Regions from separate parts of the Homo sapiens genome. Here region 2 is linked to region 1. A link is a loop called in an ENCODE intact Hi-C map of the cell type or tissue named here. Cell type or tissue: gastrocnemius medialis. All regions are shown on one strand. Links, peaks and the distances in the headings refer to the core of each region. The heading gives the core; the rest is flanking DNA. Region 1 overlaps ALK (ALK receptor tyrosine kinase). Region 2 overlaps LOC105374386 (a long non-coding RNA gene).

What was found. Peaks named below come from ENCODE experiments on the same cell type or tissue, not always from the same donor. Only the 100,000 strongest peaks of a DNase experiment are listed, where the experiment ranks them.
Region 2: it touches region 1 in a loop (4-fold over the local background); 10 of 110 quality-filtered maps call a loop at or near these places.

Annotation. Positions count from the first base shown.
Region 1 is chr2:29,191,911-29,200,249 of GRCh38, reverse strand. It overlaps ALK (ALK receptor tyrosine kinase), which reads left to right. Exons shown (of 29, transcript NM_004304.5): 27 at 2,574-2,708; 28 at 3,390-3,480; 29 at 6,328-7,476. The coding sequence ends at 7,026. Among named protein-coding and RNA genes, the nearest start is that of CLIP4, 81 kb to the right of the region's middle. In gastrocnemius medialis, for the core only: a CTCF peak has its summit at 3,245 (motif pointing right); a DNase peak (open chromatin) is centred at 3,247.
Region 2 is chr2:29,103,965-29,112,303 of GRCh38, reverse strand. All of the region lies in intron 1 of LOC105374386 (a long non-coding RNA gene), which reads left to right. It also overlaps a transcript of CLIP4 not described here. Among named protein-coding and RNA genes, the nearest start is that of CLIP4, 7.3 kb to the left of the region's middle. RefSeq lists an enhancer at 3,605-4,192. In gastrocnemius medialis, for the core only: no CTCF peak of the experiment used is centred there; a DNase peak (open chromatin) is centred at 3,930; H3K27ac peaks cover 1,206 bases.

The DNA.
Region 1 (8,339 bases), core at 189-8,188:
GCCAGTTTCTTGTTCATTTGATTTTGCCTAGTTAGTTTTGCCTTGAAGGGAAGTAAGATCACCAAACAGAAAGGAATAATATATGTGCCAGGCAATTTGTAAGTAGCAAAATCAAGAGATCTCCAAACAGAAAGGAATAATATATGTGCCAGGCAATTTGTAAGTAGCAAAATCAAGAGATCTAATAATGTATTCCAGTCTGTCTCGGATTAGTTGTATAATAACCTGTGCTTCAACCTTCTCACCTGAAAAATAGGGAAAATATCTTTGCCCAATCCTTCTCACAAGAGTCTTTGAAATTTCACACAGATGATGACAATAAAAGCACCCCATGTTTCTTAGAAGATGAAGGAACTATTGTTCTCTACAATTTTTGTGGTAATATTTGCTAACCTCAGAAAACTACAATCACACTAAAAGATAGTCTTTGTCAAAAAGCTGATCATTAGGTAGTGGTTTAAAGTTTTAATCAAAATATCAAAGGTGATTCTTTTAGAACACGAAGAATTCATCTCATAAAGCTTTTAAAAAAACAAATGAGAAATCAAATATTTTTTAAAGAGAAATAGAGAAAAATGCCTTTTCAGATTTAAGACAAATACACAGAAAGTAAAATAGAATGGTATCAATGCAAGAAGCAGACAAATAGATGAAGTGAAAATATAGCCAGAAACAGACCTGTTTTTAATCGTGAGTCAATGGGTAAGGAGGAAATTATCTTATGCATAGTGTTGGAAGAGTAGTTATTTGAAAAGCAAATCAATTTAGGTCCTTACCTCACACTAGACACCAAATTAAATTCCAACTAGATTTAAGAAGAGAGCAAAAACAAACACAACTAGAAGAAGATAGCAAATATTTATCTAATCTTTGGTGAAGGGAAGATTGTATAACTATAAAATAAAGGAAATCATGACATTAAAAAAATAGGTTTGACTATCTAAAAATAAAAATCTTTCTTTGGTATGCTAAAAAGTAGCATTAGAAAGCAACTAAGGCCAGGTGCGGTGTTTCACATCTGTAATCCCAGCACTTTGGGAGGCCGAGGTGGGTGGATCACCTGAGATCAGGAGTTCAAGACCAGCCTGGCCAACATGACGAAACCCTGTCTCTACTAAAAATACAAAAATTAGCCAGGTGTTGTGGTGGGCGCCTGTAATCCCAGCTACTTGGGAGGCTGAGGCAGGCGAATCACTTGAACCTGGAAGGTGGAGGTTGCAGTGAGCCAAGATGGCACCACTGCACTCCAGCCTGAGTAACAGAGTGAGACTACATAAAAAAAAAAAAAGAAAACAACTAATAAAAGTATTTGAATTTTTTATAAAAGGTTAACATCTCTGACATATAAAGAGTGCCTACAAATCAAAAAGAAAATTGATTGATAGATACCAATTTGTCCCAGCAGATAAAAATGGGCAATTCATAGGAAAAAAAAGTGAAATGAATTAATAAACACTTGGGAAAACATCCAACCATGTGAATTATCAAGTCAATAAACATAATTTAAAATATTCTACCATTTTTTCCCTTAAAATCAGCAAAAGTTGTCATTATTATTAAGAATACTCAATGCTGGTGAGTGTGTCTACCACGCTTTTACATGGTGCTGGTAGATGAACAGAGTAACACATTTGGAAACCAAATAATATGCACCAAGAATTTGTCAATATTCATAGTCTTTTGATCTAGTTATTTTACTAGAATTAGCCTACATTTTAATTCAGTAATTACCCTGAATTACTAGATTATCCTATCTGGATTCAAGATCTATCTTGAAAGTTATAGGACTGCTGACTGTTGGATGGGAAGTGGAGGGGTGTGGGAGAATGGAATCAAGGATGACTCCTAGGTTTTGGGCTTGAGCAAATGTATAACCAGAGGTGCTGATGAGTTGGAAAAGAATAAAGGAGATGATGTGTGTACAGAAAGAGTTCCATTTGGGCATGTTAAATTTGAGTTGCCTATTAAAATAGGCCAGTGAAGTTGATGAGTGGGCATCTGATAGATGAAACTGAAGCTCAGAGAACTGTAAGAGACTATGAAATCAGCTGGCTGGACATCCTAATCTAGTAATTCAGAGACTTTATCTTAAGGAAATCTTCCTTTTAAAAAATGCACAAAGATGTTCATTATAGTATTTTAAATATTTTGAAAACTGAAAACAATGTGGAAATGATAAGGCAAACCAACTACTCAATGGAATGTTTTACAGCCATTAGCCATTCCAAATGTTATTTATGAAATGGACTGGCATGGAAAATGTTTATGATATAATGAAATGTGCAGAAAAGTCAAGGTTCAAAATTGCATATTGAATATAACTGCAAATAAGTGAAAAAAAATCTCAGCACAGAAACGACTTAAAAATCAACAGGGGTTGTCTTTTAAGGGAGCATCATGTGTAGTATTTTCTTATTTTTTAAATTTTTCTACATTTTAAGAGTTCTATGTTATGGAAAAGGGTATAATGGGGGAAAAAAAGGTTGAAATTGTATGTCTGTGTGCCTGTGTGTGTGTGTGAATGTGGGTGGGTGTGTCTATATCCATCTCCATGTCCTCTGTCCCATGCCCAGGTCCTTTGGAGTGCTGCTATGGGAAATCTTTTCTCTTGGATATATGCCATACCCCAGCAAAAGCAACCAGGAAGTTCTGGAGTTTGTCACCAGTGGAGGCCGGATGGACCCACCCAAGAACTGCCCTGGGCCTGTGTATGACTCTTTTAGGAACACTTCTGCTAGTTACTAAGCAGTTTTTCTTTTCAAAAAATATCCAGAGCCACATATGCTTCTTTAAGATGAAGGGGCAGATGGCTGCCCTCCCTTTAATATGCCCCAAGATGCGAATGTGACTGCGACTTCAGTGAGATGGATGCGTCTCCCAGGCCCTCAAAAGCAAGGATGCCATCCCAGAAAAAGTATCCATTGTCTGGCTACAGGCTGTGGACTCACCAGGCCTACATTCCCCAAGCTCCTGCTGGGAATGTGTGTCCCAGGCCCAGTCCCTGCTGCCCTACACCGTATGTCTGTGTCTACTTTAAAGATTTCCATTCCCTGCAATGTCTCCTGCCCTGCCTGGCACCCCTCACTTCCTTCCCACAAGCAACGTGGATGGGAAATATAATTGGAATATTCTGTCCCCAAAGTGGCTTTAACTCAGGAATGGAGTGACAGCAGCCGTGGTTAACATAAACATCAGGATGTCTGTGTTAGATACCTTTACACCTGCGCACTCTTCCTTGACCAATCAGCAGGGGGCAGCATAGGCCAAGTACACGGGGCCTAGACGAGTTCGCACCCTCAACGTATTCGTTGCAACCCTGGGGCTGGAAGAAAATATATTTTTCATCATTGTGCTTCTCCTTATTTTAATTAATGTGCTTCTTCTTTTAGATACCGGATAATGACTCAGTGCTGGCAACATCAGCCTGAAGACAGGCCCAACTTTGCCATCATTTTGGAGAGGATTGAATACTGCACCCAGGTAAAACATTTTCTCCCTTTGGTCAACATTTACTCTATATGAAACAGTCTTAAAGATGGCAAATACCGAAATATGAAATAGGTCAAGCCAGTCAGAGTACAAGATTTATGATCAAAATAGTGAAAATTAATTTTCTCTAAAATGAAATGACTGGTGTCTCCATTTGCCCATTTTGTAAAATAAATATTAGTAACTTCACCAGCACACAGCACAGTGCCAGACACACAGTAAAAACTGGGGAATCAATCCAGTCCACGAGAATTTATCAAGTCCCTACTGGGGACCTAATGTTTTAGTAGCCAAAATTGAAGCTTCACAGACGTATGGAACACATCTGCTCTCAAATAGTTTAGAGCCTGGCTGGAGAAATAACAACATGTGAAGTAATTAATTGCATATAAAATTGATAGATTATATGTCCAACTATATATGTCAGGAGGATTAAGGGAATGAAATTTCAAAGTAATCTGGAGAAATTTTAACATCATCAATAATACTTGCTATCATTCATACTGCACAAATCACTTTTTGCGTATTTCGTTTTATCCTTAGTGGGGAATGTAAAATATCCCTACCTTATAGATGAGGAGTTAAGGCCTGAAGAGTCTGTCCAAGTCAAACATTCTTCTAGCAATCCTGTGGGTTCCTCTACAGATCCCTCTCCCATTCCTTCAATAACGACTCGAAATTTTTGCTTCTCTCCCTCATTTTCAGCCGACAGCTATGCTTCCTCCCTCACCAAGAGGGTGGAGATCATCATAAGAGAATGCCCTCATTTCCTCCCTGTCTCTGATACAAACTTCTCTGCCTCTGCCGCCATTTCTCACCACCTGCCTTCCCGTCTCTCCTCCCCTTCAAGGCCAGCCTTGCTGCCAGTATCACCAATCGCCTGCTCAGGGCTTTGTTCTGTCCGATGCTCTCCTCTTCCCTGTATTCACTTTCTTTCCCTCTCTCTTGGTTCTCGTTCTGCCAGGATATCTAATTCTGAGAATATTTTAGAAGAGTCAATAAACCACTATTTATTTAATTTAATTTTGGGAGCAGTCTCGCTCTACTGCCCGGGCTGGAGCACAGTGGCGCCATCTTGGCTCACTGCAGCCTCCACCTCCCGGGTTCAAGCGATTCTCCTCCCTCAGCCTCCTGAGTGACCAGGATTACAGGCATGTGCCACCATATCCAGCTAATTTTTTTTGTAATTTTAGTAGAGATGGTGTTTCACCATTTTGGCAGGCTGATCTCGAACTCCTGACCTCAAGTGATCCACCCGCCTCGGCCTCCCAAAGTGCTGCCACACCTGGCCTACCTACTATTTCTTTAAATCCCCTCCTCTTCATTGTGACTAAAGACAGACACATTTTTCAAACTGTAGTCATTTTCCAGCCTCACTACTCCATCCTCTTATTCCTTTCAGCTCACGTGAGTGAACTGGCATTTTTATCTATAGACTTCCTATATCACGTTATTGAAGGTTCTTTCAGAGAACTCTGTTTAATGACATTAGGTTATTTTGTTGTAATCTGAATGGAATACACCCACTTAAACATATATACCTTCTTAGGAGTATTTTTCTCAATAGTCTATAATATCCCTCTTAAAAGGCAGTTTTACACAAGCATATTTAAAATGATTGATTCACTATAGAAATTACTAAAACACAGAGGGAACTAAAGAATGTTTTAATGAGTCAGAGGTAGTTATTTTTTAAACTCGAACACTCGTGTTTTTCTGTTACTCAGGTAATGAGGGTATTTTCTCAATTTGCATAAAATATTAATTAATTTCTCCAAATTTAATTTTTCTTCCACAAATTTTCCCTAAACTTCTGGCAGCTGCTTCTGTTCTTCTATGTTACAGTCTATTACTGTGAAAATGATCTAGCACACAGTTGTTTTTGTAAATGGTTTTCCTCACAGCACTTCAGCATTTCCTGGGTTGTGCAAAGGGTCCCTCACATCCAGACTAGTTAAAGAATGCCTGTAATCCCAGCACTCTGGGAGGCCGAGGCAGGTGCCTCACCTGAGGTCAGGAGTTCGACACCAGCCTGGCCAACATGTTGAATGAAACCTTGTCTCTACTAAAAACACAAAAATTAGCGGGGGTGGGGGGGTGGGGGGGTGGGGTGCATGCCTGTAATCCCAGCTACTCAGGAGGCTGAGGCACGAGAATGGCTTGAACCCACTAGGCAGAGGTTGCAGTGAGCCAAGATTGAGCCATGGCACCCCAGCCTGGGCGACTGAGCAAGACTGTCTCTAAAAAACAAACACAAAAACATGCACTGTGGTACCTGCACATGTGATGATGTGGCACAGGAAAACTTACAATCAAGTGTAAAGTACCCAAATGGAAATGGAAAGCAGCTGGGAAGAGATCAAAAAATAAACCCTGTAGGCCAACATGGCATGTGTCTCCTCTCCTCCTCCCCCCAGCCCCCCACCATCACTCTTGAAGTCAAACACATAGGCTTTTATTTTTATTTTTTCCAGTTGGAACGATTTTAGTGGAACTAGACTGGAATAATACAAATAATAATCTTAATTTTTTTTTTAAATCCACTAATCTTTAAAAACTGGCCAAAGGTCTCCTCCTCTGCAAAGCTTTTCCTGCTCCACTCTGTCCCAGGCACCCATACACACTTCCATTATAGCGCTTATCCTCTAAGGTCTTTGAGGATAAGGATGACTTCCCATTCATTTTGTATGCCCCAGTGCCTGTAAGTTACTATATTCTCAATAAATCCTGGTTTCCTCATCTGTAGAATATGTTTAGATAACATCATCTCTAAGGTATCTTCTAGATCCAACATTTTTTGTCTCTGATTCAAAGTTTTAATAATTTCCCCTACGGCAGGACCCGGATGTAATCAACACCGCTTTGCCGATAGAATATGGTCCACTTGTGGAAGAGGAAGAGAAAGTGCCTGTGAGGCCCAAGGACCCTGAGGGGGTTCCTCCTCTCCTGGTCTCTCAACAGGCAAAACGGGAGGAGGAGCGCAGCCCAGCTGCCCCACCACCTCTGCCTACCACCTCCTCTGGCAAGGCTGCAAAGAAACCCACAGCTGCAGAGATCTCTGTTCGAGTCCCTAGAGGGCCGGCCGTGGAAGGGGGACACGTGAATATGGCATTCTCTCAGTCCAACCCTCCTTCGGAGTTGCACAAGGTCCACGGATCCAGAAACAAGCCCACCAGCTTGTGGAACCCAACGTACGGCTCCTGGTTTACAGAGAAACCCACCAAAAAGAATAATCCTATAGCAAAGAAGGAGCCACACGACAGGGGTAACCTGGGGCTGGAGGGAAGCTGTACTGTCCCACCTAACGTTGCAACTGGGAGACTTCCGGGGGCCTCACTGCTCCTAGAGCCCTCTTCGCTGACTGCCAATATGAAGGAGGTACCTCTGTTCAGGCTACGTCACTTCCCTTGTGGGAATGTCAATTACGGCTACCAGCAACAGGGCTTGCCCTTAGAAGCCGCTACTGCCCCTGGAGCTGGTCATTACGAGGATACCATTCTGAAAAGCAAGAATAGCATGAACCAGCCTGGGCCCTGAGCTCGGTCGCACACTCACTTCTCTTCCTTGGGATCCCTAAGACCGTGGAGGAGAGAGAGGCAATGGCTCCTTCACAAACCAGAGACCAAATGTCACGTTTTGTTTTGTGCCAACCTATTTTGAAGTACCACCAAAAAAGCTGTATTTTGAAAATGCTTTAGAAAGGTTTTGAGCATGGGTTCATCCTATTCTTTCGAAAGAAGAAAATATCATAAAAATGAGTGATAAATACAAGGCCCAGATGTGGTTGCATAAGGTTTTTATGCATGTTTGTTGTATACTTCCTTATGCTTCTTTCAAATTGTGTGTGCTCTGCTTCAATGTAGTCAGAATTAGCTGCTTCTATGTTTCATAGTTGGGGTCATAGATGTTTCCTTGCCTTGTTGATGTGGACATGAGCCATTTGAGGGGAGAGGGAACGGAAATAAAGGAGTTATTTGTAATGACTAAGCATGGGGAAAGACATTCTTTACTTGAAAAAGAAAAAATCATAGACAACTGAAATGTCACTTTAGGTGACGGTTAGATGCTTTTAATTGTGCTGATTCATCACCAATTGTAAAAAATGTCGTGAGTAGTTCCAGTAGTATAGCAGAAGTGTGTATATACTCATCTCAATGAAATGCATACATTCCAAGTGCTTTGAGTAGGATAAAGCACCAATACAGATCCAGAGATTCAAACATCCTATTAAATATACCTCATGCCTTAAGAAAATCCTCCTACTAGAAGTGAAAAACTGAGTGTGAGGTTTCCTACTGGATTTAAAACTCAAGATTTAAACTACTTATTTAAAAAATTTCCACTAATTAAATTTTGATCATTTAAAAGCAAAAATTTTAAGCAGCAGTGATACATGGAAGCATGGAAACATATCCATTTGTGGGCATAAGCGTCAATACATTTTAGGCCAAAACCTTCTATTCGTTTCAGTCATGGAATGAACTACCAAACTCAAGTTTGTACCTGTAGAGATGGACAGGGCCCCGGGAGGAACAGGCCGCTGGTGGTCCTAAGGAGAGGCACTGATCCAGTCTCTTTCCTTTCACCGTTAACCTGCGTTTTCTCTCCCTTCCTCATGTGATCCAAGTACACTGGGAACATAAATGTGCTGAAATACACATCGCATAATTTGTATAGCTGTCAAAGGCAGATTAAAACAAAGAATTTTTTCCCTAGGAGGCGATGAGGAAAGGAATTGTGGAACCCTTGGAGAGTTGAGGTTGACATTGACATGTTAGAGTGGGAGTTCTGAACTTGGTTTTCACAGATGAATTTTACTTCCATGAAAACGCATTGGGAATCTGTTTAAT
Region 2 (8,339 bases), core at 51-8,050, 88 kb after region 1:
AAATTCCAGCAGAAACTAAATTTTTAGGGAACTCAACAAACTTACAAAATATATAAGGAGAAATAAATTTTAAACAGTTAAGTCAATTATAAAAACCAGAGCAGACCTGCCATGCCAGATATTATGTCATTGCCACATAGTAATAAAAATATTATGGTACTGGTATAGGAACACATAGAGCAAATAGGAAACAGAATGAAGAACTCAGGAGCAGACCCACGTATAAATGCTACCTCCATTTACACAAAGGTGGTACCACAGATCAATGAGAAAAATATAAATTATTTAGAAGACGGCATTCGGGAAACTGGCTTTAATTTATCAAGGAAAAATAAAGTTGAGAGCCCCATGTTCTGCCATATACAAAGGTGAACTCCAGATAAATGGCAGACCTACATATGATACAAAAGAAAATGCAGGAGACTATCTCTATAATGTGGGTTAGGAATTTACTTCATAAAACAGGTTTGCAAAAGCACAATCCTTGAAGCAAAAAAAAATTGTATGACTTGACTGCATCACAATTAAGGGTTCTGTTCAGTTAAGAATACCATAGAAAAAATTAACAGATGGCTGACAAATTGGAAGAAAACATGTGCTATGTTCAAAAGCAACTAGGGATTAATATCTGAAATGCATGAGGAACTTTTCACAAATCAAAAGGAAGTCAATATAAAATATTTTAAAGGCCAATATAAAAATGAGAAAAGTATAAGAATAGACAATTCACAGAAGGAAAAGCCAGAATGGCAAGCAAGCATTAAAGAGATGCTCAACCCCACTTGTAATCAGAGTGGGAATATAAAGAGTGTGACCCCATAGCCACCAATATGCTGGTCTATGTTTTAAAACCCGCTCCCCAGGGAAGGAAAAGTCCTAACGTACAGTGTTTGCCAATTTCCATGGTGCAAATACTCTGAGCACTGCCAGTTTCCAGCTACCAGTGTAGCTTGAGGTCACTGAACAAGAAGTTGGGAAGAAATGTGCTTTATCAGCTCTCATGAACTGTTTTCAACACACCACTGCTTCACCCACCAGCATGGCAGAAATCAGAAAGATAATCCCAAATATTGGCAAAGATCTGGGGAAAGATGCACTGCTGATGGAAATTTAAACTGGTAAATATATTCTGCAGATCAACCTGGCAGTGCTTAGTGAAAAAAATTAGCAGTATGCTTTATGACTCAGCAGTCACCCTCCTGGATATGCCTCAGAGAAACCCTTACAGTGGTTCTATAAGCACCTTGTTCATGCAGTTTCCAGGAAGTCAGTTTCTCATTCACTAGGTGACCTTATTCAGTCTATGGCTTTAAATATTGACCAGGCGTGGTGGCTCACACCTGTAATCCCAGCACTTTCAGTGGCCGAGGAAGGATCACTTGAGGCCAGGGGTTCAAGACCAACCTGGCCAACATGGTAAAACCTGGTCTCTGCTAAAAATACAAAAATTAGCCAGGCATGGTGGCGTGCACCTGTGATCTCAGCTTCTTGGGAGGCTGAGGCAGGAGAATTGCTGGAACCTGGGAGGTGGAGGTTGCAGTGAGCTGAGAGCATGCCACTGCACTCCAGCCTAGGGGACAGAGTGAGACTCCATCTCAAATAATAATAATAAATAAACAAATATCATCTCTGTTTTCCTGATTTCCAAATTTCTATCTCCAGCCCTGAACCTCAGATGTATATCCAACTGCCTACTCAACATCCATTCTACAGCATACATTACATATCACAAATAGAACATGTTCAAAATGGAACCCTTCCCCATAACCTTCCCTATGTCAGTAAATGGCAACTCTATTCTTCTTTTTGCTCACTGGAGTCATCCTTTCTTCCTATCATATTTTTGGATTCTCCAAACCAAACTCCCTGTCTTCATTCTTCAAAAAGTTTATGATATCATTTATTAAGTAAATTCACATACCATAGAAATCCTTACAAATCAGTAGCCACTGGAGACCCCAGGAACCTCCTACTGCTTCTACCTGGGCTTGCCCTCCTCTAATCCATCTCCTTTGTCAAGGTTGCAGGTGGGGACTGCCTGCTGAAGTAGACCACAAACTGAAGAGGACTCCATTGAGCCGCACGAGACTTATTATCTGAATGGGGCTTCTCATTCCTGGTTGTGCATTAGAATCACCTGGATATCTTTTGCAAAATAAACCCTTAAAGACCTCCTCAGATATTTCCATTCAGTTGATCTAGTTTAGTTTCATGCTATTCTATGTTTATTCTTTTTTTATTTTTTTGAGACAGAATCTTGTTCTGTCACCCAGGCTGGAATGCAGTGGCGCAATCTCAGCTCACTGCAACCTCCACCTCCTCGGTTCAAGCGATTCTCCTGCCTCAGCCTACCGAGTAGCTGGGATTACTGATGCACACCACCATGGCTGGCTAATTTTTGTATTTTTAGTAGAGACGGGGTTTCGCTATGACGGCCAGGCTGGTCTTGAACTATTGACCTCAACTGATCCACCCACCTCAGCCTCCCAAACTGCTGGATTACAGGCATGAGCTGTCATGCCGGCCCTATTCTATAAATTTATTTTCCCTTTTCTTAGCCCTAGTTCCTGAGAAGACACTAACAAAGGAATTTGCATGTTCCTACATGGGGCACTGCTCCCCAGACCCTCCAGTTGCTGCCACTCTCAGACACCACATGATGCAAAGTCTTCTTTATAATTACAGCTAGATTGGAGGCATATGTTCTAGTGCTCTATAACTCTGTAGGATAACTATAGTTAACAATAATATATTATATGGTTTCAAATAGCTACAAGGAGGATATTGAATGTTCTCAACACAAAGAAACAAATGTTTGAGATGATGGATGTGCTAATGACTGTGATCTGATCACTATACATTATATGTGTTGCAACATCACTGTGTACCTCATGAATATATGCAATTATGATGTATTTTTATTTTTTAAAAAAAATTGAAGTCTTCTTAAAGCCTACATAAAGGAAGACGGAACAAAAGGAATGTCACATGGCATTAGGATGAAAATTGCCACTGTGGCACAAAAGCTAAGTTTCGGGTACCAGCCACCCCCCAAATTTTTGGCCAATAAGACGCCTCCAGAAGCATCTTTGGCACACAAAAATAACACAAGCCAGTTTCCATGAGGATGTCAGTCCAACAATCTCCCCAGCACTTGCCACTGAAACGGACTCTGACCAAGCCTCTAGAAATAACTATTATTTTATAGAAAATGTAAGGCATAATAAAAATCATTTTTTAAAAAACACCATGAGGATGCAATCATCCAACGCCAAAATGTGGGAATTTCTACAGAACAAATAACCCAATTCTGACAACCAAAAAATGGCTGAGGGGAATGGTTATAGACCAGGAGAGACATAAGAGCTCCATCCACAGCCTGCAATGTCCAGACTTTATTTGGATCTGGATTCAGACAAACAAATGTGAAAATATTCCTTAGACAAATGGGGGAAATTTAGCCTAGACTGGATATTAAATTATATTTTCAATAGTGTTAATTTTGGGAGGTATGATGATCATGACATGATGGTCATGTTTCTATTAAAAATTCTTGTCTGTTAGACATCCATACTGAAGTACGTATGAAAAATGTTTGAGGTCTGGGATTTGCTTTAATGTGCTCCCTTAAAAATAAGTGTGTGGTGGAGGGATAGATGTAAAAAGAATAAAATATTGATAATTATTAAAGCTGAATGGTGGGTACGGTAGTCTTCTCTTATCGGCAGTTTCACTTTCTGTGGTTTTAGTTAGCTGCCATCCACCACAGTCTGAAAATATTAAGTGGAAAATTCCAGAAGTAAACAATTCATAAGTTTTAAATTGCACACCATTCTGAGTAGCATGATGAAATCTCACGCCATCCTGCCCCGTCCCGCCTGGGATCTGAATCATCCCTTTGTCCAGGGCCTCCACACTGTACATGCTCCTTATCCATTAGTCACTTAGTAGCCAGCCCGGTGATCAGATCGACTGTCAGGCCATCCAGTGCTTGTGTTCAAGTAACCCCTGTTTCGCTTAATGATGGCCACAAAGCACAAAAGTAGTGATGCTGGTATAATTGTTATATTTCATCATTAGTTGTTATTATTAATCTCTTACTGTGCCTAATTTACAAATTAAACTTTATCATAGGTATGCAAGTTTAGGAAAATACATAGTACATATAGGATTTGATTCAGGCATCCACTGGGAATCTTAGAACATATCCCCTGTGGATAAAGAGGTGGGGAACTACTGTATATTATTCTTTCTTCTTTTATAGGAATTTGAAATGTTTTCCATAATAGAAAGCTTTAAAAAAAAAAAAGAAACTCCAAGAGGGCAGGAATTGTAGTCTATTTCTAACACTGCTATATCCTAAGTACCTAGAATAGTATCTGGCACATAGTACTAATTCAATAAATGTGTGTTGATTAAATGGGCCAGGGTTTTTGAAGATTTCAGTCTCAGAGTCAGGTGCAGCAGCATGTGCTTGTAGTCTCAGCTACTTGGGAGGCTGAGGCAGGAGGCTCGCTTGAGCCCAGGAGATAGAGGATGCAGTGAGCTGTGACTGTGCCTGTGAATAGCCACTGCACTCCAGCCTGGGCAGCATAGTGAGACCCCATCTCTAAAAAACAATTTCAGTCTCAGCCAGGCGTGGTGGCTCATGCCTATAATCCCAGAACTTTGGGAGGTTGAGGCAGGTGGATCACAACGTCAGGAGCTTCAGACCAGCCTGACCAACATGGTGAAACCCTGTCTCTACTAAAAAAATACAAAAAAATTAGCCGGGCATGGTAGCAGGCACCTGTAGTCCCAGCTACTTGGGAGGCTGAGGCAGGAGAATGGCATGAACCCGGGAGGCGGAGCTTGCAGTGAGCCAATATCGCACCACTGCACTCCAGCCTGGGCGACAGAGTGAGACTCCATCTCAAAAAAAAAAAAAAAAAAAAAAAAAAAAAAACTATCATGTTCCAGGAATTTAGAAATCACAGAAGCTGCCTTTGTATCACATGCACACACACACACAGGAAAATCTGAGGCGTTTACATATTGCTAAAGTACCACTGAGTTGTCTTTCTGGCAGTTGTTTACAAAACCAATCCACTCTCATCCCAGTTGGCTGTAAACCATCAGAAGCTTAATAACATCTTGATTAGGGGTTGAGAAAATGTCAGACCCATTGGAGCTGCCACAGAGTAGGTAGAAAGCAGCTTGCACCTTGTCAACAATGGATCAAATGACTCTCCTCGCCAAAGAAAGCCACTGACAGACTAATTAGCTGGTACTGAGTCATGAGAAAGTCTCCTTTGTGACAAAAGCAGCATTCATAATAAGATTGTTCCTGACATTCCCCACCTAACCATATTTGAAACAGCAGGGGATAGTTAAGGTAAAAAATAAGTGAGAATTGTTTTTTAATTCACGTAGAGTTCAACACAAGAAGAATAAGCTATTGTCTAATTTTTTAAGGCCCATCAAAATATATCATGCAATATCTTTATCATCAAGATCATCACAACCAGAAGGCACTGGGTGGCACTTACAAGGACAACAGTTTGCATACTGACCCATCAAATCATCAGCAATATGTTGAGTGCCTTCTACTTGAAAAGCAGTATGGAAGCTGGAATCAAGTGCAAGATTCACTCCTTGTTTCCTAGTAAAATAGAGAGTGTCATGGTTGCAAGTGTGGGGAACCTGAATTGGAACCCCAGAATCACCTCTCTCTGCAACCCTAGCAAGTCACTTAACCTCCCTGAGCCTCAGTTGGTTCCTCTATAAAGTGAGATAAAGAATACGTGCCTCCAAGTGTCATACAAGCCTGACTCAAAGTGAGTGCTCAATGAATAGCTGTGATCATAAGACACAAGCATGAGAACAGAAACCACCCACCCACCAAAGAACAGTGCCAGAACTCGGGATTTCTCAAGATGGAAGTACATTGCAGGATGGGGTGGTCAGGAAAGTCTTCAAGGGAAAGACATATTTTGAGCTACGTGAGAAGGGTAATGAGATCTAGTTATGGAAATAAGGAGCTAGCATTTACTGAGTACTTAAACTATGCGATGTGCATTGTTCTAAGTACTTCCATTATTTGACTTCTATAAGATAAGTATCATTTTAATTTTTTTCCAGTTGGAGAAATCAGGTCATAGAGCAGTTAAGTAACTTATCCAAGATCACATAGTAAATAGAAGAACCAAGATTTCAGCCTATGCAGTCTAGATCCAAAGATTAAATGCTGTCTCAAAAAAAAAAAAAAGATTAAATGCTAAACCATGATACCTTGCAAGAGAAAAGTCTTAAGAGGCAGAAAAGTTCAGTGTGTATTTAGATGATGGTAATCGAAGAGCCTGTGTCAGTCCTTTCAGGCTGCTGTCATGGAATGCCATAGACAAAGTGGCTTATAAACAACAGAGATTTATTTATCATGGTTCTAGACTCTAGGAAGCCCAAGATCAAGGCACTGGCAGATGCAGTGGCTGGCAGGGGCCCTCTGCCTGGTTCACAGACAGCCATTTTTCAGTGTAGCCTCACATGGGGGAAGGAAAAAGGAGCTCTCTGAGGTCTCTTTTATAAAAACAGTTAATTCCAAAGGCCTCACCTCCAAAAACCCCTCACAATGGGGACTAGGTTTCAACATGATTTGGGGGTACACAAACATTTAGTCCCTAGCAGTCTAGCTGGAGCAGACCCATGGTAAGACGCTGGTAGGAGATGAGCTGCAAAGTCAGGCTGGAGCCAGACTAGGCCAGGAATGGCCTTGAATGTTACACTGAGATGGAGAGGCTGCCCTCTGGAGACAGGGAAAACCCAGCATGGGTTTCTAAAGAGAGAAAGACTGAGGAGTCTGTCAGCACGGTTCAAAATGGAAACTCCTGCCTAACCTTTGTGCCCCATGTCTCTTACATTCTCTTAAAGAAAAAACCTGAACATTAAAGGCATATAAAAAACTTCAAGCACTTTGAAGTAAGATGGAGCAACAGAAAAGACAGTTACCTTGAGATTCTTTTACCAATTCAACTTAGATTTCTTTAAAATAGCAAATGATTGTTTACAGATGACTTCTCCACATACAGCTTAGTTCTTATATTTAATGTGTGCTCAACACCAACCGGCATTTAAAATGAAGTTGAGACAAGTTAGCCACACACCCTTGAGGGATGGAAATCTGTCTTTTCTGCCTTTCCTATCACACCTCATTAAACACATTGCAGCCTAGCAATAACACCCACAAATCATCATTTTAACCACTTGGTTATTATGTAATAATGTAATAATATATAATCTTTTGGATATGTGCCCATTGGACAAAAGCAGAGTCCCAGCAAAAAAACAACAGCCACACAGCTTCCTACGGTGCTGTCCCATCCAGCAAGGTGCTGACTGGCTTGCCGCCCACTTGCACCCCGCTCGTCCTAGCACCCTGACTTCTGTTTCTCCAGCCTCACCCATACCCTAACTCAGACTTCACAGCAGGATGCCTCTCAAGGCTCAGCTTGTCAAGTGACCTACCTACCAGGGAGCTGCATTTTCAGCAATTTAGAGGCATTGTTGCTGATAGCAATCGCCTGGCATCTTTGCAAGCAGAATCCAGTGGCATCATGAAAACATGTGTGCCTCTATTGCAAAGGCTTCGTCATACTCAGGTCTCAGCTGAATCTGAGACTGGCCACTCCCAAGCATGAGCTCCACACAGTCCTCAGCTCCTACAATCCAAAGAGACCCCAGAGGCTGGGCGTGGTGGCTCACGCCTGTAATCCCAGCACTTTGGGAGGCCGAGGCAGGTGGATCACTTAAGCACAGGAGTTCGAGACCAGCCTGGGCCACATAGCAAAACCCTGTCGCTATAGAAAATACAAAAAATAAAATAAAATTAGCTGGGCGTGGTGGCATGTGTCTGTAGTCCCAGCTACTCAGGAGGTTGAGGCTGGAGGATCACTTGAGCCCAGGAGGTGGAGGTTGCTGTAAGACAAGATCTCATCACTGCACTCCAGCCTGGGTGACAGAGACCCTGTCTCAAAACAAACAAACAAAAACAAAGAGACCCTAGAAAAGAGATTTGGTCTGTGAAGGATCTTCCTACTCCTGACTTGTCAAGCACTTACTAAGTAATTCTTAGTATGAGTAAATACCATAAGACGTGTCCCTTTCCTTAGGGAGTCCATAGTCTAGCTGAGAGAACACAATTAAAACCCATGAAAAATGAGAAGTAAGATAGAATCTCAATGTTGAAGTCAGATGTTTAGGGCTTGCCCAGGACTGAGGGAGTTCCTGGGATGCGGGCCTCAGTTTAAAAACAGAGCAGTGCTGGCGGGGTGTGGTGGCTCACACCTGTAATCCCAGCACTTTGG